2 separate regions of the Homo sapiens genome follow, and region 1 is linked to region 2. Evidence: read pairs that join two places in POLR2A ChIA-PET (ENCODE). Cell type or tissue: endothelial cell of umbilical vein. All regions are shown on one strand. Each heading gives the region's core, and the rest is flanking DNA. Links, peaks and the distances in the headings are about the cores only.

Evidence for each region. ChIA-PET counts read pairs that join two places held together with the same protein. Peaks named below come from ENCODE experiments on the same cell type or tissue, not always from the same donor. Only the 100,000 strongest peaks of a DNase experiment are listed, where the experiment ranks them.
Region 1: POLR2A ChIA-PET joins it to region 2 with 5 read pairs; 4 of 35 experiments call an interaction of 5 or more read pairs at or near these places.

What each region holds. Positions count from the first base shown.
Region 1 is chr12:76,118,029-76,133,804 of GRCh38, reverse strand. No RefSeq gene overlaps it. Among named protein-coding and RNA genes, the nearest start is that of NAP1L1, 41 kb to the right of the region's middle. In endothelial cell of umbilical vein, for the core only: no CTCF peak of the experiment used is centred there; a DNase peak (open chromatin) is centred at 9,814; H3K27ac peaks cover 2,253 bases.
Region 2 is chr12:76,263,305-76,279,080 of GRCh38, reverse strand. The region is part of intron 1 of LNCOG (lncRNA osteogenesis associated); the gene reads right to left. Among named protein-coding and RNA genes, the nearest start is that of LNCOG, 11 kb to the right of the region's middle. In endothelial cell of umbilical vein, for the core only: no CTCF peak of the experiment used is centred there; no DNase peak of the experiment used is centred there.

The DNA.
Region 1 (15,776 bases), core at 8,615-11,114, 150 kb after region 2:
AAAACCTTCATAGTCATAAATTGCCGTTGGATTCTGCTTATTAATAATTTATTTAGTATTGATATTAATTGAAAGACTAGTCTATGGCTTTGTATCTTTTTTTGTTTTTTTAAGACAGAGTCTCACACTGTTGTCCAGGATGGAGTGGAGTGGCATGATCATAGCTCATGGCAACCTCCAACTCCTGGACTCATGTAAGCATCCTGCCTCAGCCTTCCAAGTAGCTGGGATTACAGGCACACATAACTGTGCCTAGCTAATTAAAACAATTTTTTTGTAAAGACAAGGTCTGCCTAGATTGCCCGGGCTGGTTTTTAACTCCTGGGCTGAAGTGATCCTCCCACCTCGGCCTCTCAAAGTGCTGGTATTACAGTCATGAACCACCACACCTGGCCTTAGCTTTTGTAAATTTTGTAGTCTTTGTCCATTATGTATTTTATATTCCCTTCATAAAAATAATTAGGAAGCTTTTCTTCTTTTTTTAGGCTCCAGAAGAGTTTAAATATAACTAGAATTATCTGCATTTTAAAGATTTGGTAGAATTCCCCTGTGCAATAATGTGGTTTTGATACTTTTCTTGGGAAGAAGAGAGGAGCAACTGTTAACTATTTCCATATTGGACTTTCTTATGTAATCTAATGAGTATGGCATGGTGTAAAAGAAAAAGAAAAAGGTGGGGCGTGGGGGTTCATGCCTATAATTTTAGCACTTTGGGAGGCCAAAACAGGTGGATTGCTTGAGCCCAGGAGTTCGAGACCAGCCTGGGTAACATAATGAGACTCCATCTCTATTTTTTAAAAAAAATAAGAAGAAGAAATACATATTTGGTCACTTTCCTTTCACTCCCTTGGCACACAGCTTGATGTGCTCTGGATCTGTGTCCCTACCAAATATCATGTTGAATTGTAATTCTCAATGTTGGAGGTGAGGCTGGTGGGAGGTGATTGGATCATGGGGCGGATTTCTCATGAATGAATGGTTTAGTACCATTTCCTTGGTGCTGTTCTCATGATAGTGAGTGAGTTCTTACAAGATTTGGTTGTTTAAAAGTGTACGGTACCTCCCCTTTCTCTTTTGCTCCTGCTCCTGTCATGTAATACATGCCTGCTCCTGCTTTACTTTCCACCATGATTGTAAGTTTTCTGAGGTCTCCCCAGACACTGAGCAGATGCCAGTATCATCCTTCCTGTACAGCCTGTGGAACTGTGAGGCAATAAAAACTCTTTTCTTTTCTTTTCTTCTTCTTCCTCTTTTTTTTTTTTTTTTTTTTTGGAGACAGGGTCTCACTCTGTCACCCAGGTGGGAATGCAGGAGTGTGATCACAGCTCACTGCAGCCTCAGCCTCCCAGGCTTAAGCAATCCTCCCACCTCAGCCTCCTAAGTAGCTGGGAATACAGATGTGAGCCACCCAGCTTATCTAATTTTTGTATTTTTGGTAGAGATGGGGTTTCACCATGCTGCACAGGATCTCAAATTCCTGAGCTCAAGCAATCCACCCACCTCGGCCTCCTAAAGTGCCAAGATTATAGGCATGAGCCACTGAGCCCAGCCTAAATCTCTTTTCTTTATAAATTGCCAAGACTCAGGTATTTCTTTATAGCAATGCAAGAACAAACTAATACAGAAATCCATAATCCTAAAATCACTGGGATCACTGAAGTGATAAATGCCTTTGTGTATGCTAATGAACGACTGATAGCTGGGGGCTCCTGGATAGCCTCAGGATGGGGGCTGGTTGCCAGGGCGACTAACCATGTGGTTAGAGGGTTTGAAATTTTAGCCCCCCAAACCCCTATATCCGGTAGGAGAGAGAGATTGAAGATTGACTTAACCACAATGGTCAATGACTTAATCAATCATGCCTACAGAATGAGGCCTCAGTAAAACCCCAAAAGGACAGGGTTCAGAGACAGCTTCCAGGTTGTGGAACCCAGGGAGGTGTTGGGAGGGTGGTGTGCTTGAAGAGGGAATGGAAACTGCACACCCTTTCCAGCCTACCTGGCCCTATGTGTCTCTTCTATCTGGCTGTTCCTGAGTTGTATCGTTTTATGGTAAACTGGTAATTCAGTAAGTAAACTTTTTACTGAGTTCTTCGAGCTGTTGTAGCAATTTTTTTTTTTTTGAGATGGAGTCTCACTCTGTTGCCTAGGCTGGAGTGCAGCGGCGTGATCTCGGCTCACTGCAACCTCTGCCTCCTGGGTTCAAGCAATTCTCATGCCTCAGCCTCCCAAGTAGCTGGGATTACAGGCGAGCACCACACCATACCCAGCTAATTTTTATATTTTTAGTGGAGACGGGGTTTCACCACATTGGCTAGGCTGCTCTCGCACTCCTGACCTCAGGTGATCCACCACTTTGGCTTCTCAAAGTGCTGGGATTACAGGCTTTTCAAAGTGCTGGGATTACACCGTGCCCGGCCAGTTCTAGCAAATTATTAAAACTGAAGTTGGCACAGGGGTGGGGGTTGTGGGAACTTCCAATTAATAGCTGGTCAGTCAGACTCACAGCCGACTTGGAACTGGCATAGGAAGTAAGGGCAGTCTTGCAGGACTGAGCCCTTCTTCTGAGGAGTTTAGGCTAAGCTCAGGGAGTAGTGTCAGAATTTATTTGAATTGTGGGACACCTAGTTGGTGTCCAGACAGTTGGTGTGGGAAAACAACAACAACAACAATAGCAGCAACATACATTTGATGTCAGCAGTGAAGTGGGGTGAGTGTTGAGAGTAAAGTACAGAGGAAACGGGAGTTTTCCTTTCAGACGGGAAGCAATATAGCTGAGCATCAAAAACAAGTAATGCGGCTGGGCACGGTGGCTCATGCCTGTAATTCCAGCACTTTGGGAAGCCAAGGTGGGTGGATCACCTGTGGTCAGGAGTTCAAGACCAGCCTGGCCAACATGGTGAAACCCCGTCTCTACTAAAAATACAAAAATTAGCTGGGTATGGTGGCAGGCGCCTGTAGTCCCAGCTACTTGGGGGGCTGAAGCAGGAGAATAGCTTGAACCTGGGAGGCAGAGGTTGCAGTGAGCCGAGATCGTGCCACTGCACTCCAGCCTGGGTGACAGAGCGAGACTCCCACTCAAAAATAAACAAACAAACAACAATGACACAAAAAACAAGTAATGACTTCACATCATGTTCCAGGGCTTGTAGACCGCTCACACTTTCACTGACATCTGCATAGTCATTGCAACACCGACCAATCTGGAAAGGCAGAATCAATCACAAGCATCTAAAATGCATTTCTGAACATGAGAAGAAACAATAATATGAAAGATATCCAATGAAACTTTCCCATGTTTCAAAGAAAACAATGAACATTGCTAGTTTTTTTAAATTGAAAACTATTTTTGATGGCTATTACTAAAAAGTCAAAAAATAACAGATGTTGACAAGGTTACAGAGAGAAAAGAGAATGCTTATACACTGCTGGTGAGAATGTAAATTAGTTCAGCCACTGTGGAAAGCAGTCTGGAGATTTCTCAAAGAACTTAAAAGAGAACTACTGTTCAACCCAGCAATTCCACTGCTGGTTATATAGCCAAAGGAATATAAATCGTTCTACCATAAAGACACATGCACGTGTATGTTCATTGCAACACTATTCACGATAGCACAGACATGAAGTCAACCTAGATGCTTATCAGTGGTGGACTGGATAAAGAAAATGTGGTATACATATACGACATGGAATATTACACAGCTGTAAAAAATGAGCTCATGATTTTTGCAGAAACATAGATGGAGCTGGAGGCCATTATCTTAAGTGATTTAAAGCAGGAACAGAAAACCAAATACCACATGTTCTCATATCATAACTGGGAGTTAAACATTGAATCCACATGGACACAAAGAATGGAACGATAGACACTGGGGCCTGTTTGAGGGTGGAGGGTGACAAGAAGATGAGGATTGAAAAACTACCTATTGGGTATTATTTGGGTATTATTTGGGTGACAAAATCATCTGTATATCAAACCCCTGCAACACACAATTTACCCATTTAACAAACCCGCACATGTACCCCTTGAACCTAAAAGTTGGAAAGAAAAAGTGTTTAAAAATAAAAATTAAACTATTCTTGGAAACAGCTGGCAATCTACCTTCATGACCCAAATTTGCTGTATTATAAAAATTTAAACCAGCCACAGAAATTAACATGAATCAGACAAAGCAAAAAAGGAATCAGGTTAGACTTTCTGTAGGTGAGAATTTGACTAAAAAAGAAGAATATCAAGTTTTGAATTATTTTTAATTTCAGCCTGCTACTATCGTATAAGTGCCTTCCTTAACTTTTTAATCTCTAGGGCAAGCATATTTTCAATGATGGTTTTTAAAAAATTGCCTTATTTATGACTTAATGAAATTATATATACATTAAATTAAAAAATAAATTTAATAAATTTATTTTTTGTAGAGATGGGGTCTTGCTATGTTGCCCAAGCTGGTCTTGAACTCCTGGGCTCAAGCAGTCCTCCTGCTTCAGCCTCCCAAAGCACTAGGATTACAGACATGAGCCACTGCACCCAGCCTCAAAAACTTAACTTTTAATTTCAGAACACTGACCCCATTTCTCTTGAGTCTGTGTTTTCCAGATGGCAATTACCAACTTTTAGCTTAAATAAACTCTTTTAAACTAAATTTTAATGCTTTGAATTATTTCGGGTTGACACATGGAACCAAATAAAGTTGGTTCACAAATATAATTGCATCACATTCTACTTGAAAACCTTCCAGGAAAGTCTTTGGTGATCTGGTCTCAGCCCATCCTCTATTTTCACTCCCAATAACTCTCCTTTGTAAACCTTATTCAGCCTCTTTTATGCCAACATAAGATATTTGGTCATGTGTCCACCGGTTTTTCTTTTGCCCTAAATCCTTTTCTCTATCTCAAAATGATAAGCTATTTCTCATCCTTCAAGATCTAGCTCAAATCTTAATATCTATAAGAAGTCTTCTTGGCTGGGCACGGTGGCTCACACCTGTAATCCCAGCACTTTGGGAGGCCGAGGTGGGCAGATCACCTGAGGTCAGGAGTTTGAGAGCAGCCTGACCAACATGGTGAAACACTGTCTCTACTAAAAATACAAAAATTAGCTGGGTATGGTGGCAAGTGCCTGTAATCTCAGCTATTCGGGAGGCTGAGGTAGGAGAATTGCTTGAACCCGGGAGGCGGAGGTTGCGGTGAGCCAAGATCACGCCATTGCACTCCAGCCTGGGCAACAAGAATAAAACTACATCTCAAAGAAAAAAAAAAAAAAGTCTTCTTGACCCCTAGTTGATCAGCTTCTATCTTTTTCCTTCCATAGTACGGTATTTAACTATATGTGTCTCCCTAGACTGAGACTTTCCCAGCGGACTGTGAAAGCAATGGCATTATCATATTCACCTTCTTGAAAACAATGTCAGTGTCTTATTCATCTTTATATTCTCATCTCTATTACTATTCCCTCATACTACTGCCCACCAAAATGTCTGGCATAATACATCTTTAATGGATGAGTGAATGCTAAGCAATATGATCCTTGGTTTCTCCAAAGTGCAATCTAAAAAAAGGACATTAGTCTAAAGGCAAGAAACAAACCTGTACAATTTAAACAAAAAACTACATATAATATATGCAATTTAAAGCAAAAACTGTATTCAGAAAATAAAAATTAGAATCTAAAGTTACAATTCCAATGTAAATCATTGGAAATTTGCATAGAAGACAGTGCTGAAAGTGGATAGGTCATTCAAATCTTCTTTCCATTATATGCTGATTCTTTGAAGACAGTAAACTGTTTTGGTCACATAGCTCACTTTGACATCCATTACTGCTTTGTTTCACCGATAGTTTTCCTATGTATTTGAGTTGTTTCAATGGTCTATTTTTTTTTGTGATTTATAGTCACAATACTTTGTTTAAACAAACACAACAAAACAAAAACATTCATCCCAACATTGATAACAAATTACATTTTTTTTCTTTTGACATGGGGTCTCACTATGTTGCCCAGGCTGGAGTACAGTGGCTATACACAGGCACAATCATAGTGCACTTATGCCTTGAATTCCTGGGCTCAAGTCATCTTCCTACCACAGCCTTCTGGAGAGCTGGGACTACAGGCACACCGCCACTGCACCTAGCACAAATTACAATTTTTAAAGGTGGTCGGGTGCGGTGGTTCATGCTTGTAATCTTAACACTTTGGGAGGCCAAGGCGGGTGGATCACCTGAGGTCAGGAGTTCAAGACCAGCCTGGCCAACATGGTGAAACCTCGTCTCTACTGAAAATACAAAAATTAGCCAGGCATGTAAACCCAGCTACTTGGGAGGCTGAGGCAGGAGAAGCACTTGAGCCCGGGAGATGAAGGTTGCAGTGAGCTGAGATTGCACCGCTGCACTCTAGCCTGGGTGACAGAGCAAGACTCTGTCTCAAATAAATAAATAAACAAATAAATAAATAAATAAAGCAGGTAGGTAGACATGAGAAAGGGCAGAAACTGAAGAGTAGAGGTAAGAAGATGGTTTGGGAATACCAGGTTTAGATATATATTACCTGTGTGACCTGTAAATACTGAACCCTCTCTAAACCTCAATATGTAAAATGAGAATATCAGAATCTGTAATCATTATAGCCAGCATCAAATGAGATACACATGTAAATTTGTAGCTTCCCTGATCCAGAGTAAGCTTTTTGTTTTCTTATTAATTCTCAGTTAAAAGAATCATTACATTGTATTTTTAAAAATAGAGATATAGTTCGTAAGTGTAATGCATTTGAAAAACAGTTAAAAATCATGGCCTCAAATGGTGACTCACACCTGTAATCCCAGTACTTTGGGAGGTCAAGGCAGGAGGATCACTTGAGGCCAAGAGTTCAAGACCAACATGGGCAACATAACAAGACCCCCCTTCTCTCCCAAAAAAAAAAAAAAAGGGGGGGGGCAGGCACAGTGGCTCTCACCTGTAATCCTAGCACCTAGCACTTTGGGAGGTCAAGGCAGGTGGATCACTCGAGGTCAGGAGTTTGAAACCAGTCTGGCCAACATGGTGAAACCCCATCTCTACTAAAAATACAAAATATTAGCTGGGCGTGGTGGCGGGTGCCTGTAATCCCAGCTACTCAGGAGGCTGAGGCAAGAGAATCGCTTGAACCCTGGAGGTGGAGGTTGCAGTGAGCTGAGATTGCCATTGTACTCCAGCCTGGGTGACAGAGCAAGACTCCGTCTTAAAAAAAAAAAAAAAAAAAAAGAAAAATCTTGATTTTTAGAGGTTGGAATAATAAACTAAATAAAAAATAATATAATAAACAATTATTTGACTATTTGATTAACATCTGGCTTTTGATTAACAAGGACAGAAACTTGATTTCGATTGCTCACATTGACATATAAGAGATGCTCAAGAAGTCTTTTTCCAGTGCATGACTGCAGGCATGCATGATGAACAAAGGTTATTATCTTCCAGAAGATATTATTTAGGCCCTGCCGATGTCATATCCTGGCTATGAATTTGTCCAGAGATCATAAGGTCTTGCCTTTGAATAGCACTTGAAACCTATAAAGGTGTTTCCAATTGATGAATATGACAAATATGTGAGGTAGATTTGAGCAGTACTATTTTCTTATTTTGATGAACGGGGAAAAGAGGAACAGAGTGAAACAATGTCACACCTCTAAAAGATGACAGATCCAAAACTAGAAAGAATAGTTTTCTGACTATTCCTTGTTTTTATTTTATTTTTTTACAAACTTTTCTGTATGTTATATGAATGTCTACATGAATTGCTTACAAATGATCTTGTATAAATATAGCTATGGCCGTAAAAGATGTTCAGAATATATTGTCTTGTAAATAGTTATTAGCAAAGACTATACAGCATGGCCTTATTTTTAATAAAACATTTATATATACATATTGATCTCTGTATCTAAGAGTTTGGAAGACTATACGCCAAAATACTAAAAATACTGGCTATTTCTTTTTTCTTTGTTTTTGTTTTTTTTTTTTTTGAGATGGAGTCTCGCTCTGTTGCCCATGCTGGAATGCAGTGGCGCGATCTCGGCTCACTGCAAGCTCCGCCTCTCAGGTTCACACCATTCTCCTGCCTCAGCCTCCCGAGTAGCTGGGAGCTGGGACTACAGGCGCCCACCACCACGCCTGGCTAATTTTGTTTTTGTATTTTTAGTAGACGCAGGGTTTCATCATGTTAGCCAAGATGGTCTCCATCTCCTGACCTCGTGATCCGCCCGTCTCAGCCTCCTGAAGTGCTAGGATACAGGCGTGAGCCACCACGCCTAGCCAATACTGGCTGTTTCTGAATGGTGAAATTTCATGATTTAAAATTTTAATTTATGTGTATTTTCTTTTTTCTATTTTTTTTTTTTTTGAGATGGAGTTTTTTTGCTTTCGTAACCCAGGCTGGGGTGCAATGCACAATCTCTGCTCACTGCAATCTCTGCCTCCTGTGTTCAAGCGATTCTCCTGCATTCAAGCAATTCTCCTGCCTCAGCCTCCAGAGTAGCCGGGATTGCAGGTGCATGCCACCATGCCCAGCTAATTTTTGTATTTTAAGTAGAGATGGGGTTTCCCCATTTTGGCCAGGCTGGTCTTGAACTCCTGACCTTAGGTGATCCTCCCGCCTTGGCCTCCCAAAGTGCTGGGATTACAGGCATAAGCCACCATGCCCAGCCTTAAATTATGTGTATTCCCTAATTTTTCTAAAGTGCTCATGCGTTATGTAATTTTCATGAGAACAAGAAATTTTTAAAAGGTAATTTTTTTAAATTAAAAAGATGACTATTTAAAAATAGGCAAAAACTGGGTGTAGTAGTGCACGCCTATAATGCCAGCTACTCAAGAGGCTGAGGTGGGGGGATCACTTGAGCCCAGGAGTTCAAGGCTGTAGTGCACTATCCTTGTGAATAGCCACTGCACTTCATTCTTGGCGACATAGTCAGACCCCATCTCTAAAAAAAAAAAATTACAGAGTCCAAATTGGTCAATACCCAACATTGGGGGTATTGGAAAAATGTATAGGAGTAAAAAGTTTTCTTACTCTTAGAGAAACGACCTCAGGTTGAAAAAAATTTGATAAAGATAAAAGATTGGCCAGGCACAGTGACTCAACCCTGTAATCCCAGCACTTTGGGAGGCCGAGGTGGGTGGATCACTTGAGCTTGGGAGTTTGAGACCAGTCCAGGCAACATGGCAAAACCCCGACTCTACAAAAAACACAAAAATTAGCTGAATGTGGTGTGTGTATGTAGTCCCAGCTATTTGGGAGGCTGAGGTGGGATGATCGCTCGAGCCCAGGAGGTGGAGGTTGCAGTGAGCCAAGATTGTGCCAATGCACTCCAGCCTGGGAAACAGAGCCAGTCCCTGTCTCAACAACAAAGAGAAGAAAGAAGGAAAGATGGAAGGAAAGGAAGGAAAGGAAGGAAAGGAAGCAAGGAAGGAAGGAAGGAAGCAAGTTGGTTATAAAGAAAAGGACAAGTAAATACAGTTTGATAATATCAAGTGAAGAGGTGTTTGAATAGTCTGTTTATGATAATAATTACTATAATATTTTTAAAATATTTATATTTGTAACTATTTCTCCCTAAAATTTTATCACTTATAAGGAAATAGCCACAGATAGTAAATAAATAATAAACACACAAATTCACAAATTAAAAATAAAAAGTTACTGTAGACTTCAGATTTAAATATTTTGTGAAAATATTTATCCTGACTTTCCAACATCAGCATATTTTCCAGTCATTGTAGTTTTGTTAAACAGAGGAAAAAGGAATTCTCGGAGATGACTAATTGTTCAGGGAAATGAATCTTTCTAGAAAAATGTTAAGAAGGAAATTGCTTAGCATCAGACTTTTAAGTTGCTTAAAATGCCACCATCTAGCCAGGCATTTTTTTTTTATTGATCAGCTTCATCATATTCATAGGCATTATTTCATCCCTCCATGCAGTCACCTTAAATCCACCCTATGGAGAATATTAAAACCTTTTATAATAAGATCTTAAATACAGTGTGCAGCATTAATACACAGAAATTAGTAAAAGTGAGATTATTTTATTTTATCTTCAAACAGTTTTTAAGCATCTGCTATACTGTGTTCCTCACTCAGGATGCAAAGAAATGGGAGGAGCAGTCCAGGTCCAAGAGAAGCTCTCAGATCCAGGGGGAGATACGGCAGGTAGGTAAAAAGATGGTTAACAATGGGTGTGGTATCACCTAAGTGACATCTGAGCAGGTGGCTAAGGCTCAGAGGAGAGAGGATCTGGAAGCTGGATTTATGGATGAGAGGGTTTGAGTTTCAAAGAAAGAGTTGTAACAAAGTCACAGATTAAGAGGGAAACGGGTTGATGCCATTCTCAGCGTGAGTAAAACATTCCCACAGTGTGATGTCCAGCACTTGTGAAAGGTGAGTTGTAAATTCAGGAACACTTTGTAATAGCAAATCTAATCACACAAGTTAAGTAACCTTAGATGTAATTTAAAAGACTTGAACCTCCCCTAGCTGGGAGTTTTGGATAGGTGTCTTTTTCTTTTCTATATTTCTAAAAACATTTTTCAATATTTTTAGTTACACAAGCAGTAGCTGCTCAACATAGGAAAAAAAAACAAAGTAAGCAAAAATAAGAAAATAAAAATCAGTGAAAATTTCAACTCTGAAATTACCGCTCTTTTTATTTTCATAGATAATATTGCTAAATTGTTCTCCAAAATAGTTATATCAATGTGTGTTCTCACCATGGATATTATTTTTATGGAAAAATATGTAATTAATGAATTTTTTTAAATTTTGAAAGGACAAATGTTTGTTAAGGCCATTTGGTTAATCCCAGAGTAGGTGTGATGAAAATCACGGTCTTTTGAATATATTAAAGTAGAAGTAATGATTCCGGGAACTGGATAGAGGAGAAAGTATAACTTATGGTTATAAATTCTTATTTTCTTCCTAGACTCATGATTGGGAGAGATACTTTTGTAAGCAAATTGTTGATGGCTACAGTAAGAATAAAATTTGCCAAAATTTCGGCTTTAAAATTATGAAAGGGCTGGCCAGGCATGGTGGCTCACGCCTGTAATCCCAGCACTTTCGGAGGCAAAGTTGAGCGGATTGCTTGAGCTCCAGAGTTCAAGACCAGCCTGGGCAACATAGCAAGACCTCGTCTCAAAAAAATATATATATATATGAAGCATATATATGAAACATATATATGAAGCATATATATGAAACATATATATGAAGCATATATATGAAACATATATATGAAGCATATATATGAAACATATATATGAAGCATATATATGAAACATATATATGAAGCATATATATGAAACATATATATGAAGCATATATATGAAATATATATATGAAATATCTTATGTATATGAAATGTATATATGAAATATCTTATGTATATGAAATATATTATATATATGAAATATATCTATTATATATGAAATATATTATATGTATGAAATATACTATATATACGAAATATATTATATATATGAAATATATATATTATATATGAAATATATATATTATATATATGAAATATATATATAATATATATAAAATATATATATTATATATATGAAATATATATATTATATATGAAATATATATATTATATATGAAATATATATATGAAATATATATATTATATATGAAATATATATATGAAATATATATATTATGTATGAAATATATATATGAAATATATATTATATATGAAATATATATATTATATATGAAATATATATTATATATGAAATATATATATCATATTTGAAATATATATATATTATATATATTTCATATATATTATATATATGAAATATATATAATATATATATTTCATATATATTATATATATGAAATGTATATTTCATATATATAATATATAACATATATTTCATATATATAATATATAACATATTTCATATATATAATATATAATATATATGAAATATATAATATTATATATATGAAATATATATAATATATATGAAATATTTATTATATATATGAAATATATATTATAAATATGAAATATATATGAAATATATATATGAAATGTATATAATATATATGAAATATATATATTATATATATTTCATATATATTATATATATGAATATATATAATATATATATTTCATATATATTATATATATGAAATGTATATTTCATATATATAATATATAACATATATTTCATATATATAATATATAACATATTTCATATATATAATATATAATATATATGAAATATATAATATTATATATATGAAATATATATAATATATATGAAATATTTATTATATATATGAAATATATATTATAAATATGAAATATATATGAAATATATATATGAAATGTATATAATATATATTCATTTATATATATATTTCATATATATATATATATTTCATTTATATAATATATTTCATATATATATATATATTTCATTTATATAATATATTTCATATATATTATATATATTTCATATATATAATATATTTCATATATAGTATATATATTTCATATATATAATATATTTCATATATAGTATATATATTTCATATATATAATATATTTCATATATAGTATATATATTTCATATATATAAATATATTTCATATATAGTATATATATTTCATATATATAATATATTTCATATATAGTATATATATTTCATATATATAATATATTTCATATATAGTATATATATTTCATTTATATAATATATTTCATATATAGTATATATATTTCATTTATATAATATATTTCATATATAGTATATATATTTCATTTATATAATATATTTCATATATAGTATATATATTTCATTTATATAATATATTTCATATATATTATATATGTTTCATATATAATATACATATTTCATATATATTATATATATGAAATATATATATTATATATATTTCATATATATTATATATATGAAATATATATAATATATATATTTCATATATATTATATATATGAAATGTATATTTCATATATATAATATATAACATATATTTCATATATATAATATATAACATATTTCATATATATAATATATAATATATATGAAATATATAATATTATATATATGAAATATATATAATATATATGAAATATTTATTATATATATGAAATATATATTATAAATATGAAATATATATGAAATATATATATGAAATGTATATAATATATATGAAATATATATATACATGACAGAGTAGAAGAAAAAATATATTTTCAATTCTGTTAAAGCAAAATTACCCTCATGATGGCTTTTAGTGCATAGGCCTTGCAGCCTCTGAAGGACATGCTTGTGGGGCTGGTAGTTCCAGAAACTTAAAAATATTGAAGATGAGTGGGAAGATTTGGGGAGGAGAAGGAAGAAAAGGATGAGAGTTGCATCTGAATAGGTTAGAATTCTTTTGGAGAGTTTGGGGCATTTATTTGTTTGTTTATTTTTAGCTCAGAGGCCAGAAGGACAATGAACAGAGACGGCTTAACGTCCGTTCTCAACGGTGTTTGAGCCGTTGGGATAAAAGAAGAGAAAACTAAAAGCTGATAAAAGTGATTTCATTACATTTGGTAAGATTCTCAGCAAGATCTGAGGGCCTACACTGATAGAACTAACCTTTCTTGAAACTTTGGGACTTTGGCCTAAACAGAGCTGCTTGGTTCCTTGGGGCAAAGTAAAGCATAGGGTTAGTAGGCCACTCCCCCAGTACCAGGAGGACCAGTGAGGACCACAGTGGGCCTAGCCCTTTGCTTTCTACTTGGATGCCAATACAATATGTTATGGGTGGCAAATATGTGAGTCTCAGGGCACCAAATATGTTACTGCTGGAAATTATCCACGTTACTGGCAGGAAATATGTATCAGTCTGCAGCCCCCTCAATTCTTGCCTCCTCAGAAGACAGAATTTGACTAAGGGACAAAAGGCAGAAAAAGTGACATGGGCAAGTTTCAAAGCAGGAGTGGAAGTTTATTTAAAAGTGCTTTAGAACAGGAAAGAAAGGAAAGTACTCTTGGAAGAGACCCAAGTGGGCGACTTGAAGAACAAGTGCAGTGTTTCACCTAACTAGGACTTTATAAGCTGGCCCCTTTCCAATGATTCTCCCCTTAGGGTGGGTTGCCCACACGAGCAGTGCCCTCCTTACCCTTGGGAGGTGAGCACACTCAGTGTGTTTAGGTCGTTGTGCACATGCCCATCTAAGGCTTTCTTCCCTTTTCCAGTGGTGTGCTTCCGGAAGGTCATGTTCTGCCATTTTGTCTCAATGCACATGCACAGGAAGTTGCTTCTCCCTGGTGCCTGCACTCAATTAACACTTTTATTTATTTATTTATTTATTTATTTATTTATTTATTTGTTTTTGCGATGGCATCTCGCTCTGTCACCCAGGTTGGAGTGCAGTGGCACGATCTCAGCTCACTGCAACCTCCGCCTCCCAGGTTCATGTGATTCTCCTGCCTCGGCCTCCCAAGTAGCTGGGATTACAGGTGCCCACCACCATGCCCAGCTAATTTTTGTATTTTTGGTGGAGATGGAGTTTCTTCATGTTGGCCTTGAACCCCTGACTTCAGGTGATTCACCTGCCTTGGCCTCCCAAAATGTTGGGATTACAGGTGTGAGCCACCGCACCAGCCTCAATTAAGACTTAGTGCAACTGGTGTGGACGATTAGGAAATGACCTCTCCCTGGCACCGGCTGCCAATTTGTCACTTTTAACGAGGCAATGTGATAATTACCGAACCATCACCCGACATTCCTTGTGGGTCCGGGAGAGCCCTCTCCTGCCCCACTCATGCCTGTCTAATTACCTGTAACAAATTGGTGGAGGCCACACCAGACACTGACCTTGGCTTTCTCACTACACACACTGTCAGGAGGACCAGTGGTGAGGCTTCTGCATGTGGCATCAAGTGGGAGACGGAGGAGGAGGGGCCGAATGGGAAGGTACTGTGCTGTGACCACAGCCAACAGCCCCCATCCACCTTTGGGACCCCCAGAAATATCTCAGGGACAGTCTGAGAGGGACTGCTTTCTTGTTGGGTCAGGTGGGCAGGGATGTGGTGTAATCACCTAACAAGTTCTTCCTGCCCACTGCACAGGGAAAATCAATTCACTGAGACTAAGGCACTGCAGTAGAGAAGAAGAGGCTGGCCCACCCAGGAGAACTGGAGTTATCATTCAAGTCAGTCTCCCCCACCTCCAAGCTTGAAGGTTAGGGTTTTTATGGACAATTTCGTGGGCAGGGGGCTAAGGAATGGATGGTGCTGATGGGTTGGGGATGAAATCACAGTGATGTGGAAAACATTCCCTGTGTACTGAGTCCACCTCTGGGTGGGGCCACCAGACCAGTTGAGTCAAGAGTCCGGGTGGGGTCAGTCTGAAAAATATCTCAAAAACCAATCTTAGGTTTTACAATAGTGATGTTACCAATAACAGCAATAGAGAAAGTCACAAATCTTGCGCTCTCTGGCCACATGATTTCTGAGCAGTAACGGAGGATTATGGAAACTACACCTACATTTTGGCAGAGTGCAGGCTCTTCCCATAATCCTATTCTTGTGACCTTTCATTAGTCTAAAGAAGGCGGGTGTTGGTCCCTGAGCAAGAAGAGTTAATTTAGAGAGAGACTATTTTCCTTGCTTTCAAGCTAAACTATAAATTCCTCCTAAAGTTAGCTTTATAACTATAAGCTATAAGGAGAGCTTGAAGGTCAGGAACAAGACAGAGTCAACTATGTCAG
Region 2 (15,776 bases), core at 6,939-9,438:
ACCTATGTAGGCAATCAGAGTGGCACTTAGGATGGCACATAAAGGAGACCTCCATCATATTAAATTGCCATATTCAAGCCTGTCTTTAAGGCATGATATCCACACAAAGCAGGTGTGATAGCCAACGTGGCAGGTACCAGGCTGCAGAACTCTTGATAAGATCATAAGACAAACTGACTCCATCGACCATAAAATAAATGGTTCTTTCCCCCGCTTCCCCTCCCTTGAGTTTTTGAGTTAGTCTATGTGATATTATTAGCATCTGTCTTACTCGCTCTTTTAAAACAAATACGACAGTCAGTTACTTTAGGAGAAAGAATAAGTCTTGCCAAACAGAGAGGAAAACTGGGCTCTCTGGAATGTGCAGGCCCCAATGGAATATGAAAAAGTGAAGTAGACCCCCAGTCATTGAAGGAATGCACATAGAGCTCCTCAAAGGGAAATCCTGCCACCCACTCTGTGTGGCATGGGCATTTGGGCATTTTGTATAGCATGAACATCTCCCACAGCCACACACACTACCATGCCAAGCCCAAGCAGCAACCTAGATTATGAGGCTTTTAGGGAGCTTGAACACACAAACAGATGACGTTCACCAATGGTCATGAACAGACTGGATGTTGTGCACCAGTTGTTTTGTGAGTTGGTTCATCTAAAACAGTAGCGTCAGTGGGGTAGGGTCTCCCTGAGATCAGCCCTCAGCATTTGCCACTACAGGGGTTGGAAGAGGGGTACAGGGATGGGAGGCTTGTCATGAAATCTGCTTTAGCTAAGATAAGACCCTCATCCAAGCCTCTCTCTCTGGAGCAAACTACCAGGATCAGGATCAGTCTCCTGCCATGACCTGAAGCGACCAGGGGGCAACTCACCTAAAACGGGACTGAGCCTACAGCGGAGCAGCCTGTGTGGTAGCTGAGAGTGGGTCAGAGAGAACCAGCTAACCAAGGTGTTTATTTCAAAATGCTGAAGTCCTCTGGTCTGCATGACAAGCACAGTACAGTGGACCGAGGGGATTCGGCATGGGCTGAAAGTGATCAGATGTGAGCTTGTACACAATGGCAAATAGGTTTTAATGGATACATTAAGCACCTCTGGCTCATAGATGCTCTCTTGGGGACGATCTGGAGGCTGTATCTGAGCCCAACAGGAAAGAGGACCATGATTAGTGGTCCTACGATTAGTGGGAATATCTTCCATGGACCAGGGATGGAAGTGTGGTGGCACATGTACCCTATACATACCATCTCTGAGCTACATACTGACATTAAAAGCTCTGTGTCTGGAAAAGTAAGTTGGAATCTAATCATGGAAAGCTTTAAATGTTAGACTGAAGAATTTGGCCTTTATTTTGTGGAATTTTGTGGTTTGTCTGGTCAGAACACTAGCTATAAAAATAAAGACAGGAAATGCCTTCAGCAGGATTCACACTCTGCACCTGCCGGAGGAGCTATGCAGCACCCTAGTGTCTTACGCTCAGTCGTGTCTCACATTTAAATCACCTGACGGTCTTCCAGTTTGCAAGCCTGCTGCAGGTATTAGAAAAACACTGATGAACTGAGTGTTGGAAAATGACATTATCAGAAGGTATTCTAGGCAGGGATGTGAAAGTTGGATTGAAGAAAGGAGAAAAAAGGGTAGAAGCTGCAATACTAGTTAAGAAGCATTGAAAATCTCCATTTAAGAGTCATACATACCTTGACTAGAACTGTGAAAATAGAAAAGAGGGAAAGAGCTAAGAGATGTTGCAGAAGTGAGCCATATTAGTTTAGCTTGGGTGTAGGGGAGAGAGAAGAGAGACTTCAAAAGTGATGTCAAAGTTTTAAACCTAAGGGACTGGGGAAAGACTGCTGGTCCTATGAACAGAAATAGGGAATTCAAATAAATGAACAAATTTAGACTGGCCTGTGGGGAGGTGGGGAGGAAGGAGATGAGTGGATGCATTTTAGAACCCAGTTATTTTTTGATGATGCCACTGTTACAGACAAACCCACTCACACACAGCCTTTCCCAGACAAAAGACATTGTGTCTTGTCCTATCTTTCCCAGACATCCAAGGGAGGACATCCAATTAGGACAGCTGGCTGGGTTAAAGGTTCAGTCTGTGGCCATGGACTAAAGCCAAATTAACTGGGATGGAATCTGTGCCCTTGACCAAAAGAGCAAAGGACTAACTGGTAATCAGTTTCGGCCATTTCTGCTGTAACATCTAATCAGATATTGGCTTCCTGTCCTCAGCCTTCTTGCCAGCTGGATGGTCACCTTGCCTTACTGCCTGTCCCAGCTATGGGTAGATGTCACACTGAACGTGTTCATCTTTCAGCTGTCTTCTCATCTCTCTCAGTCAAGGGTGAGAATGGATCAGGGAGTGGGAGAGTTTGGCTAGGTCAACAGAGAAGCGTGTGTAATGCCATGCCGGATGCCTGGTAGTGGTGCACTCTGCCTGTCCATCCAGTTTCTGAGTCCTGCTTTATGATGCCAGACTGGAGTTTGCAAATAGTAGTTCCTGCATATCCTCCACCTAATATTTTCTTGTAGATGCTTGATGCCAAGACCCTGTCTCACCTGTTGAGTCCTGGTTCTGTTATCATCAGTTAGCTTAGTAGCTTGATACAAACTTTATTATTTTTCATGATTCCATGGGTTGACTGGGCTCAGATGGATGTCTCACAGGACTCTTATGCAGCTGTGGATGGGTCTGGAACATCCAAGATGCTTCATTCCTATATCTGGCCCTTGGCAAAGAGAGCTGGAAGCTGTGCTCAGCTGGGCTGCTGATGACTGAGTCTCTTGCTCTCACTATGTAGTCTCATGGCCTCTCCTCTTCCATATGGCCTCCTCACAGGGTCTCCCTAGCAGGGTAGCTGAACATCTTACACGGCACCCAGGGATCTCCAAAGCACAAAAGCAGAAACTGTCATGGCTTCTGATGACTTAGGCCCCAGACAGGCACATCTCCGCCAATTCTGTGTTGTTCTGTTGGTTAAGTGGATCATAGAACCAGCCTCGATCGGGAGTTAGGAAAAGACTACGTAACCATGTGGATTTGGGGAGGCTCAATTCATTGCAGACACCAAATGTGTTACTACCTCACGCAGAATATAATCCTTTCAGGGATTCTGTGAACTGCACCCCACACCCTCTGACCTCAACTCCACCTTCCCTTCCTCCCTCCCCTCTCTCTGGCAATACTGACTTCTGCTTTCCTTTTGTGGGCTGGAAGAAGGCATTCAGGGAGGTGGTGCTGGGAACCTGAGTATTCCCCGACACATAGGAATCATTTAGGAAGACTAGTAATGTTAAGGGAATCTAAGAGAGGGAAGAATGTTTAAGAACACTGAGGATGTGGAAAACTTCCTGTTGTAGTTCTAATCCTGTTAGGGTTAGAACATAGAGTAACTACTGGGGTATTGTGTAAGGTCAGGCAAAACAGACAAGGAGGGGCCAGGTCATGAAGAAAATTACATTCCAACCTAAGGAATTTCAGTTTGGTTTCCTAGACATTGAAGGGTTATAAACAGGGAAAACTTGATCAGATTTGCATTTTAGAAAGAACACTCTGGCAGTTTGGGAAATACACTAGAAAGTGAAGAGATTAAGAAGGAGGTAGACCAGTTAGGACCAAACATTAAGCAAGACATGGTGAAGGTCTTAGCTCAGCATGCCCCACACCCCTAGGGTGTGTGAGTCTATGGGCAAATTTGGAGTCTGGTGGGGGAGGCATGTCTGTATAATCAATTTGATTTGAAATGTATTATAAAATTTATGAACCTATGAAAGGTGATTAACTGATAAAGATTTAGAAAATGGGTAGAGGGTACACATAGCCATTTTCTATCCAATCAGTGCATTGAAAAATTCTTCGTAATGTCCAGGCCCCATCAGCTCCTGTTCAGGTCTCGGAACTATCTCCTCATACTCTTTATTGTTAAATATGCTGTTCCTGGCTAATTTATATCTCCCACTGAAAGAAAAAAGTAGCACTGTAGTTATTACTCACAATGGCATGGTTCTTTGCAAGCTATTTGTATAGAAACAATGTAGATCTTTTTCCTCTTCCAGTTTCCTAGTACCAGTTATTTTGTGCTGGTTACATTCTTACTCATGACATGACATCATCCATCATGTTGACTGTGAATGCTGATTTCCAGTGACTCTCTCAGAGGTTGTTATGGTGCTTCCTTGATGATGACCACAAATGCGCCTGTTACCCAGGGCGTGCAGGAAAATGTGAGCAATAATCTGATTTTCTGCTCACGTTAAATTTATTGTTCAGACTTTTATACCACAAATGTAAATTAACACATATTCCAATCATGTTTTCTTTTGAACTCTTGAGGCCATAATCATTGCATTCCTAGAATGTCATCTCTTTTAATTTTGGACACACTTCTGCCTCCCACACTGCTTTCTGTAGGGAAGAGAGGAAAGGAACCTCTAGGCTTGGCAGGAAAAGTACAATCCCATTCATCCAAGGAATATCTATCATCTGTCAGACCTTAAGACCAACCTGGGAGAGCACAGCATCACCATATCCATCAATCAGAGGCAACACTGTGCAGCAACAGCCTCAGAAGCTCTCAGAAGAAACAGACCTGGGGTCACCCCAGAGGACTTCCTGACATGTGTTATCCTAGCCTGTAAAAGGTGTGGTGGGACTGGTAGTAAAAGATTCTGTTAACACTCTCCTTACCCTTGGGTGCTAGAGACCAGAGATAGGATTGCAAGGTAACAAGTGCCAATGCACAGGCCCATGTATGTCACACAGGCCAGTAGGAGCAATCTGCTTCCCTCCTGGAACAGGGGCCCAGCCACAGGACCCCAGAACAACCCCACAGAAGCATGGTTCAGAGTTCCTTGGGGCAACTGGTTGACCACATATGTCAGGTAGAGTTTCAGGGAACGCTCTGAAGAAGCGAAAAAAGGACCAGGAACCATGTGGGCTGGAGTGGCCTGTCTGGATGCTACTGAAAGACCAGCCAGTCCCAGACACTGGAGAGAACTTAGAAAATGTCGAGGAGTGGGCCAAATGTAGGGGCTCATGCCTGTAATCCCAGCACTTTGGGAGGTTGAGGCAGGGGGGTCACTTGAGCTCAGGAGTTTGAGACCAGCCCAGGCAACCTAGTGAGACCTTGTCTCTACAAGAAATCAAAAATTAGCGGGGCATGATGGCACGTGCTGTAGTCCCAGCTACCTGAGAGGCTGGGGCAGAAGGATCACTTGAGCCCAGGAGGTGTGGCTGCAGTGGGCTATAATTGTACCACTCCACTCCAGCCTGGGTGACAGAGTAAGACCTTATCTCAAAAAAAAACAAAAAAAAAAGAAAGAAAGAAAATGTTGAGGAAAGCACTCTGAAACACAAGGCTCCCTTTGCTTCAGGCCTTAGATAGGCGCCCTACTTGCCCCAGTCTAAGAGTGGTACTAGCAGTTTGAAGGAGCAGTGAGTTCAAAAGCCGCAGGTTCATTTGAGAGACTCTGTGAAGATGTTTAGGGAAATAATCCATAATAAAGATGTCCAACCTCTCTCTCTCTCTGACTTAAATATATTTTAAAAATATATCTTACTGTAAACACCAATATTAAAGCAGATACTAGCACAGGTGTTGTGGTTGAAGTGGAAGATAAGAGTTCAGAGCCTAGCTGATGGCCTGAGTTCAGTACCACAGCACACCTCTGTCTCCATGAAATCCCAGGAAAACCTTAGGGACCCATAGAACACAGCCTGAAGCTATGCATCTAAAGAATGTGCACACAGGCTAGAGGCAAAAATGAAGGCTAAATTATCATTCATGCAAATATTAATATTGCAGATATCCACTAATATTTCCCATATGGTATAGTGTAACCTGCTTTGAAAGTTTGTTGGCCAGGTGCAGTGGCTCATGCCTGTAATCCCAGCATTTTGGGAGGCTGAGGCAGGCAGATCACTTGAGGCCAGGAGTTTGAGACCAGCCTGGCCAACATGGTGAAACCCCTCAATTCTACTAAAAGTACAAAAATTAGCCGGTGTGGTTGTGGGCCACTGCACTCCATCCTGGGTGATAGAGTGAGACTCCGTCTAAAAAAAATAAAGTTTGTTGTTTGTTGAAGAACTTAGACCACTTTCTTGAACTTTTTCAGTTTTTTTCCTCAAAAATCCAATACAAATTTTTATTAATTATTTGTAGTTCTCCCCTGTTACCCACTACTCTCTGTAAGACCATAATGAAATTTTAGAAAAGGAAGTTTCTGTTATTTACAATTTATAATGATTCAGAAAATAAGTTATAAAGAAAGAAAAAGAAAGAAAGGAAATAATAATAGAAAAAAAATTGGCCCACCCAAATCCTTACAGTCCAAGATGAACTGGAACAAGACACATTAGTGAGTGTCTCATACCTGTGCTTGGTTCTGTGTTGAGTATCCCTGCAATTCCATTTAAGACTTGCTAGGAAAATATTTATTTCTACTGGAAAATCACATAATGTTTTTTAAAGAAATCCTGTTACTAAATGGCTCCAGGAGAGTTTTGCTGATTTCTAGAGAAGAACAGTCATGCTCTTTGTCTTGAACTGAAAGGCTGACAGCAAAGGAGGCCAACCTCGGGTGCCCTCGCCGCCAGACATAAAAGGGCTGCTTTGAAATTCTTGCCAACTGGTTGACAGTATTTTCATTATTTCTGTGAAGCCTGACACAGATCTTTTAATGAAGCTGCAGTTGTGTCTCACTGGCAGGATAAATTAGCTGAAATTGTGCATATTCTACCTGTCCTGAGGTTCCCAGGGGCTAAAGGCTGATGACCTACAGAGGTGAATTCGCTGAAGAAGTAAGAAGGAAACTCATACAAGTTTTAATAATAGCAGCTCAACCCCGACCCCTGAAGAAAATGCACAACAATTGAGAGGGGTCTCTATTTCAGCTGGAAACTGAGGGGAGGGAGAAGAGACGGGAGAGCAAGAGTCAGAACAGGGGTGGGGTCTGTTCCCACTGGGGGATGGAGTAAGTTCATGACAGGGGAAATATCTTTCCATCTCTTTTCTCCTTGAGTGCTGTCAGAGTGACCCCCTGATGTTTCTAGCCCCACATCTTACCAATCATTGAGAAGGTGCCACTTTGGGAGGATCGTCAGACTTGCTCCTATTGTCCTCCTTCCACTTCCACCACCTGCAAGGCCCCTCATGTCGGGAGGTACACATTGTCAGCCCACTCATGCCCATCCATCAGGGCACAGCTCATTTGTCACCTCCTCTGCGGACTCCTTGTTCCTTTATTCTGAATTAAGCTATGTTACTACCATGTGCTTTAAACCTTGTCTTTACGCTAATGCCTTGCACTTTATTGCATTATCTTTCAATAGGCTGATCCTTGCAGGCACGAATACTGTCTCGTCTACAGTTGATTATCTGACAGCATCAGCACAGTATTGACTTTTCTGGATTTTTTGAAACTTGGATGTTAGTTGAGAATTCTACATGCTTGATGGAAATAAAAACAAATAACCATTGTGTTTATTGGTCATCTTAATGAGCTCTTTTGTGAAGTATATGTCTGTCTTTTGTCTACTTTTCTATTGAGTCACCTGGCTTTTTCTTATTGACTTGTAGCTTTCTTTAGAGATTGTGGCTAAGACATCTTTGTTGGTTGTGAGTGTTGCAAATATCTTTTCCTTTTTTTTTTTTTTTTTTTTTTTAAGACAGGATCTTGCTCTGTTGCCTAGGCTAGAGTGCAGTGGCATGATCTTGGCTCATTGCAGCCTCTGCCACCTGGGTTCAAGCAATTCTCATGCCTCAGCCTCCTGTGTAGCTGGGATCACAGGCATGTACCACCCATGCATGGCCAATTTTTTTTTTTTTTTTTTTTTTTTAGTAGAGATAGGATTTCATCATGTTGACAAGGCTAGTCTTGAACTCCTGGCCTCAAGTGATTTGCCCACCTCAGCCTCCCAAAGTGCTGGGAATACAGGCATGAGTCACCGCTGCTGGCCACAGATATCTTTTCCTATTCTGTGGCTTCCCTTTTCATTCTCTTAATGATATCTTTTGGTGAAAACAAGCTCTTAATTTTATAAAGTCCAACTTATTTTATTTATGGCTTATGTTCTTTGTGTCCTAAGAAATCTTTGCCTAGCTCCAAATCATAAAGTTGTTCTCCTAAATTTTCTTCTAGAATTATTTTCCCTTTCACATTTAGATAATCAATTCATCATGTGAGAAAAAGTGATTTTTTTTGAGACAGCTGTGTAAATATTTACAGATCTCAAAGTTACCATCATCCAGCCTCGTTTTACAAATCTATAACAATCCCTTGTGTAACCTCTTAACACTTGCCTCTAATATCTTAAAAGAGAATACTAGTCAAGAAAGTTGGCCAGACATGGTGGCTCATGCCTGTAACCTCAGCACTTTGGGAGACTGAGGCAGGTGGATTGCTTGAGGCTAGGAGTTCAAGACCAGCCTAGGCAACGTGGAGAGACCCTGTCTCTACAAAAATAAAAAATTAGTCGGGCATGGTGGTACATCTGTAGTCCTAGCTACTCGGGAGGCTGAGGCGCAAAGATCACTTGAGCCCGGGAGGTTGAGGCTGCACCAGTGAGCTGTGTTTGCTTCACATTACTCATGTGTTTGCCTGGGTGAGAGATATAATTTTCTACACTGTACTAACTTCCCTGGAGGCCTTTTGAACAAAGAGCTAGACTAAAAAAGACAGAAAAGCAGTCTAGTCAAAAAACAAAACAAAAAAAACTTTGGTATTAAACAACAGCAGGTTTAAATCCCAGTTCTATTTTTCAGTTTTTTGTGACCTAGGACAAGGCATATACTGGCTTTCAGCCTTGGTTTCTGCTCTGGAAAGTGGTCATAATGGTAGCTGAGATGTTTTACTGTTTGCCATGTGCCAGACTCTATGCCAATCCTGCACAATCTCATTTAAATCTCGGAACCACTCTGTTACATATGAATAGTTAATATATCTTCTTTATAGATGATAAACAGAGAGGAGCCATACAGTTACCCAATGGTGCATCCAGGATTTAAGTTTGGGCAGGCTGATCCCAGGGCTTACATATGTAGACACTGTCCTTACTTCTTTCCTATTAAAATTCAAAAGCCCTAAGGTGGCAGTAAAGTGAGATAAGCCGGGAAAAGTGCTTAGCCCAGTGCATGGGCCCTGTTAAGTGCTTAATAAATACTAAAGTTTGTGAGTGTAGCAACAAATAACTAATCCATATTGTCCCCATCCCCAGGCACTTTGGAAGAGCTAGAATCCATAGCCACTTCAGGAAATGACATAGGAAATCTTTCAAGGTACAGGTAAGAAAATCATGAAAGTTGCATGCTAATGTGATTGGGGTTGGAAATACTTACTGATTACCCAACCAATATTATAATCTTCATTAATTAATTAATTCTCCTTACTCTCACTCTATTCTTCCCTTCCTTTCTTCCTCCCCTCTTTCATCAAGGAAATACTTATTGAGTGCTTACTATGTGCTAGGTCTGTTCTAGGAGCTGGTAACACAGCAGTGAAAACAACAGTCAACTTCTCCACCCAAACCAAATTTCACTATGGGTTCATTGTCTGGTCTATACAATAAACAAATAAATCAGTAAGTACGTAATATTTAATAAGTGCTATGAAGGTAAATAATGCAGGTTAAAAGAGTAGCGGGTGAGGAAGCAGGGGAAAAAAGGATTCGTTTATGGATGGAGAGGTCAGGGAAGCCCACTTTGTGGGGGTGACATTTGATTAGACATCAGAAGAGGTGAGGAAGATGTCGTGAGGATATCTGGTGATAAGGAGAGGACAGTAGTTTCAGAGGCCTGGAGTGGGGGTGTATTGGAAATATTCAAGTAACTGCAAGGAGTCCAGTTCAACTGGAAAAGAGTGAGCTTAGAAGAAAATGAGACCAGAGAAATGTGAGGGGTCAGATTGTGGAAGGCCTCAGGGCCCTTGGCAAGGTAGGGTTTTAGTGAGAAGCAGTTTTGCACAGTGGTTAAGAACATAGTTTCCACCAGTGAGTTCTATAAGTTCAAATACTAGCTTTAATATTTACATAAATTTGAGCCTTGTGTTGTGCCTATTTGTGCCTTAGTTTCTTCATCTGTAAAATGGGATTAATAATATCAAATTAGACTTGAGAAAATTCTGGCAATTTCTTGGCATCCAGGTAAAGAGCTGAAATTAAAGCATCTCTTGCTTGAACTTGTAATTCACGGAAGGTATTAAACCTTTACTTACACCAATACCAAAAATAGATTTTGTATTAATAACATAGAGGTGGCTTTTCAGACTACTATCACAAGTTTTTGTTTTTTGGGGGGTTTTGAGACAGGGTCTTGCCGTGTTGCCTAGGCTGGTCTTGAACTTCTGGGCTCACGTGATCCGCCTGCCTTGGCCTCCCAGAGTGCTGGGATTACAGGCGTGAGCCATTGCATCTGGCCAGCTATCATAAGATAATTGAACAAAAGAATATCCTTGGCTAATTATTGGTCAAATTTCAATTAGCAAATGACTGCATATTACCAGTGAGTTTTCAAAGGGACTTGAGAATAGGTCTGGATCAGATCAGATATCAAAATAAACTTTCTCCCAGACAGATTCAGAGCATTTCATCAAGATGATTCAAGTAACATGAATGAAGACAAATCGGGGCCAAAAGGATGTAGCCTGCAAAGTATGACAGGGCTTGATGGAATAACATCAATATTGGTGTTTTAATATGCAATATAATTAGATTTCAGATCTAGACTCTTCTGAAAATAATGCAGACAGAGAAGTGCCTCAGGTCAGGATTTTAATTCAGAGAGTAAGATAAGAATAAATATCTTGTGGTAGTGCTCTTTTTTGTTGAAGGGTAGACTTTACTACAGAGTACATGTTGAGGTCTGATATATTTGGCAGTGCCACCATCTTCAATGTCTCTGATTTGCTTCCCAAAGTAGAGAAGGGAACACAAGTGAAAAGGAAGTTGGGATTTATTTGGATCCCAGGTTTCCAAAGACAGCATTTACACCTCTTACTGCCTCAGTTAGCCATAGCTCAAAGCTAGAGAGATTTTTGTTTCTCCTCCAAGGTAGCAAGGAAGCAAATAACTTCAGTGGTATCTTTTGTGCTACATTCTGAGATAGACGATGATTGTGATTATAGGAAGTCTTGTTCCATTTTAATTTATTCAACCATCACTTCATAAAGCATCCCCTAGGTTGGCCATAAGCAGCTCAGAGTTCCACATTCCTGCTACCTTTGCTCTTCCCTCAAGAACACCATCAAGGGCAAGAAGGGTCACTGAACCCTTCTTGGGGTTTACAGTCTTAGTGGAAAACATTAAACCAGTCAGTTCGTGCAAAAATGTTCTGCTGACACTGACTCTTTGGGCACTTTTTATCCTAAGAGATCAGAGAAGATGGGCCTGGATGTTAAGCCTATTGAACAATGGGTCAAAGATAAAAAACAGAGATGCAGTTGACTAGATTTTAGCAGCTCCTCGTGCTCCCTCCACTTCCTCTCATTTCACTCCCAACGGGGAAGGGTGTGGCCATGCTGTAGGCTTCAGGATGCCTTTTCTTTTGCAGGGCCAGAGCCTGAGACAAAAGCCTAAGAGCTCAGCCTCGTCTAGGCAAAATACGTTCACCAAGTTGCATGTGGTCTACTCCAGTTCACAAGACTCTACACTGGGGCTTGAGCCAGAGCCCAGCTAAATAGAACGTGCCTCTTTGCCCACCATCCTTTTCTGTGTATATCGTTTACTGCAGGACAGATGGAATTCAAGTGTGCAGGATCCCTTAGCCATAAATCCCTCCAGCTCCCTATATTCCTACCAGATGGCATAGAGTTGGGGACTGAGAAGGCATATTCACTGGGGACCAGCATTTGGGCAGTAGAGGCCCTAAGAGAGTGAGGGAAGCTCTTGGAGGATTTGGTATTGGTAGTAAAAAGGACTCCTTTTGGGTACTAGCTTATCCAGAACTTAAAATGTTGGAGCAGCAAGGAGCTGTGAGTCCCATGGTAAGGTCATCAGTCAGCTCAGCCCAAAGGATCTGGAGGACCTGACGGCTGCTTCTCTGGAATCTGAGCCAAGGAAGGCAAGCCAGGAGGATGAGATCACAGTCACCTCATTAATGTACTATGTGTAACACAAGTGGGTGGCAAGAAGAGCTCTCGTTGCAGAGAACACTTTGTCTTAATGCTTAGTCAAACAAGGACAAGTACATTTCAAAATGTGTGACATTTTAGCAGGAGACAGGTACAGATTCATAATCCTTTCTCCACAATTATAAAATTTAAAAGGCTCTGAAAAACAGAAGCTCTTTTGCCAGTGTGGGAAAAAACCTCACATAGTGGCAAAAACCTTTTTGACCATTGGTTATGTCTCAGAGCCCCTACCCAGCACTATCATGTCTACTGTGTACATTTTTGTTATTTTGAAATTTGGGGTTAATTTCACTCTTTGAGAAGAGTTAAAGCTGCCCTTATAGGTAACAATGAAGAGAGGGAAAGGAAGAAAAGGAAGTGCCTGTTGAAATCAATAATATTATAAGTAAAGTTATTACAGAAGATAGATCCTGCTATCTGTCTTGAAAAATACAGTATCAGAATCAAAACAATATATGACTTAAAAAACAGAACGGCAAGTTGTAGAAGATTTCCTGTGCAACAATGACTAAGAACTAATGAAAAATAGGAAAACACTTTAAAGGGCAAAGAATGCAAATCATGATGATATGTTAATTAAGTGGATTTGACAATGAAGCGAACATATACTACTAGTTTGTTATGAAGCAAGCTACTATACACTGCAAAAATTGAACACTGAAAATAATGTGAATATTTAGAAGGCTGTGGTGGTGGGGGGCTGGTAAATCTGAAATCTGTAGGGCAATTCCATAGGTTGGAAATTCAGGCAGGGTTTCTATGTTACAGTCTTAAGGTAGAAATTCTTCCCCAAAACAATCTGTTTTTGCTATTAAGGCCCTCAACTAATTGTATGAGGTCCACCAACAATATCAAGGGTAATCTCCTTTACTTAAAGTCAACTGGTGGTATATCTTAACTGCATCTACAAAATACTTCACATCAACGTCTAGACTGGTATTTGTCCAAACAAATGGTCATGCCAATGATCGTGGTCATGGTCATGGTCTAGCCAATCTGACACACAAAAATTTAACCATCACAGCTGCCTACGGAATTTAAGAGCTTTAATGCTAATAGAGTAAAATAGAAAAAAAGACACAGAATTTAAGAGCATCATGGTGTAAAATGCCTTACAAATATGTAATAAAATCACTCCTGATGATGTTGAAACAAATTAAAGATATTTTTAAAATTATTAAATTATTAAAATTAAATAATTTTAATTATTTAAATAAATAAATTTATCAAATGTATTAAATAAATTTAGTATTTATGTAATAAATTATTAAATACTAACTTAAATTTATTGAATTAAATTTATTAATAAATAATAATTTGATTAATTTTAATAATTCAAATATTAATTATTTAATAATAATTTATTAATTATTTGATAATTCAAATAATAGTTCTTTTTTATTCAGAACTAACATATCTTAGAAACAGCCAAAATCTTGATAAACTTGTTAAAATACTGTCTGATGTAAACCTTAGTCCTGAACCTATTTATAATTTTGATATTAAATTTGATATTAAAGCTCTATATTGGTACTGTTTTCCCATGGTACTGACTCATGAGAAAGCTTCTATAGGTTTTAATAACACTAAACTCAGATGGACTGTGCTTGGCATGCAGCACTGTGTTTTGTTTTTTTTGAGACAGAGTCTCACTCTGTCACCCAGGCTGGAGTGCAGTGGCATGATCTCCGCTCACTGCAACCCCTGCCTCCCAGGTTCAAGTGATTCTCCTGCCTCAGCCTCCCAAGCAGCTGGGACTACAGGCACGTGCCACCACACCCAGCTAATTTTTGTATTTTTAGTTGAGATGGGGTTTCACCATGTTGGTCAGGCTGGTCTTGAACTCCTGACCTTGGGATCCACCCACCTTGGCCTCCCAAAGTGCTGGGATTACAGGCATGAGCCACTGTGCCTGGCCAGCACTGTGTTTTTAAAACAAGATAAAATTGACAGTACCTGAGGAAAGCCTACATCCAAGAAATTTGAAAGGTATATGCAAATTACCTGTGCAAACAAGAAAGTATGAGTAATTAGAGAACTACTTTATGATGATTCAATGGCCACTTTGTACCAGCAATATGGGCTTATTACCAGCAAGCTGATGTAGAAGAAAAATGTAAAGTTCTATTACTTCTGGACCATGGCTTTACAAACCCTCCTCTTGAACTTCTTGCATAATGTTTTCAGTTTTTCTTTTCCTTGCAACATGACATCAGGAGTGTAGCCTTGGAGCCAAAGAGCTTTAGAGACTGAAAAGCAAGTCTGAGCACTTCTTTCCAAACTGTATGTTTGCTTCAGTGAACAGAAGCCAGGAATCTAAGACTTCCTTAAAGAGGTTATACTCAAGGATACCATTTACAGAGCTGCCAATGCTCAGAATGATATTATTAAGTCAACATCAACAAATGCTAGGAACAGAATTTTGCTACTCCAATGTTGGAAAATAAAACCACCAACACAAACTTAGAAATATGTGGGGCCATTGATGAAAAAACAATTATGTCTATCTTTATTATTACACTAAGTTTTTATTGGCTGAAGTTGTTAGAAGAAGCTGATAGTAAAGAAATACTGATCATTGGTAGTGATGCAGTTGTATATTTTCAGTGATGGGGAGATTGCTGAAATGTTGCAAATATAGTAAGTGTGAGGATTACAGAAGATAATGATGATGATATTATAAATATAGGTGAAAAAAACACCACAGATGATCTGGTGATGTTACTTAATGTGAGGTAGTTTATAGCTAGCCTGGAGTAATATGCTTTCAATGATGATGGAAAGATTGTTGACATTTACTCAAACAGAAATTGTTTAGACAAAAATCCATGTTAATAAAACGAATGACAGGAGAAAGTTTGGTTTTTATTTAATTTTATAAAAAAAATAATTTTTAATCCGTATCATTTCTTATGATCCTGTGAATCCCAGTCCAAAGGCAGGAGAAGACCGACGTTCCCGCTCCAGCATGCAGGCAGGAAGGGGACAAATCCCTTCCTCTGCTTTTGTTCTATCAAGCTTTCAACGGGTTGAATGAGGCCTCCCCATATTGACAAGGGCAATCTACTTTCCTGAGTCCACCAATTCAAATGCTAATCTCATCTGAAAACACTCTCACAGACACACCCAGAAGTAATGTTTAATCTGGGCACCCCGTAGCCTAGTCAGTTTGACCCATAAAATTAACCATTACAGGAGTTGAGGGCTTCAACATATGAATTTTGAGGGGATACAATTCAGTCCATATCATCCGCAGACTCCACTGCTGGTATTATGTAAAATATAATATATGAATGTATAACCTTTCTAAAAATCTCTAAAATTCTAAATTATGAATTATCCAGCCAAAACCATTTCTGACAAGAGATTGTTGACCTATACAAAATATCCTATAACCTCTTTCCTTAAAAGAGTTGAGAGTATAAGACTATTGATCTAGAAAATAATAAAATTTTAGAAAAATGGAAGAAAATAGTTCTATTGCTTGTTTCTCCCTTTAAACTCCTTTTATTCTAAGGAGAGTACGGGCTTTTAAGAACTTGATGAAAGGGGTCTAGAATATCTCAACCATGATTTCATTTCAGCCCTCAGCCTACTCTGTACTTTTGTGTGAAGCCATCCAGGTCCTCAGAGTCTCATTTACTAGTCAG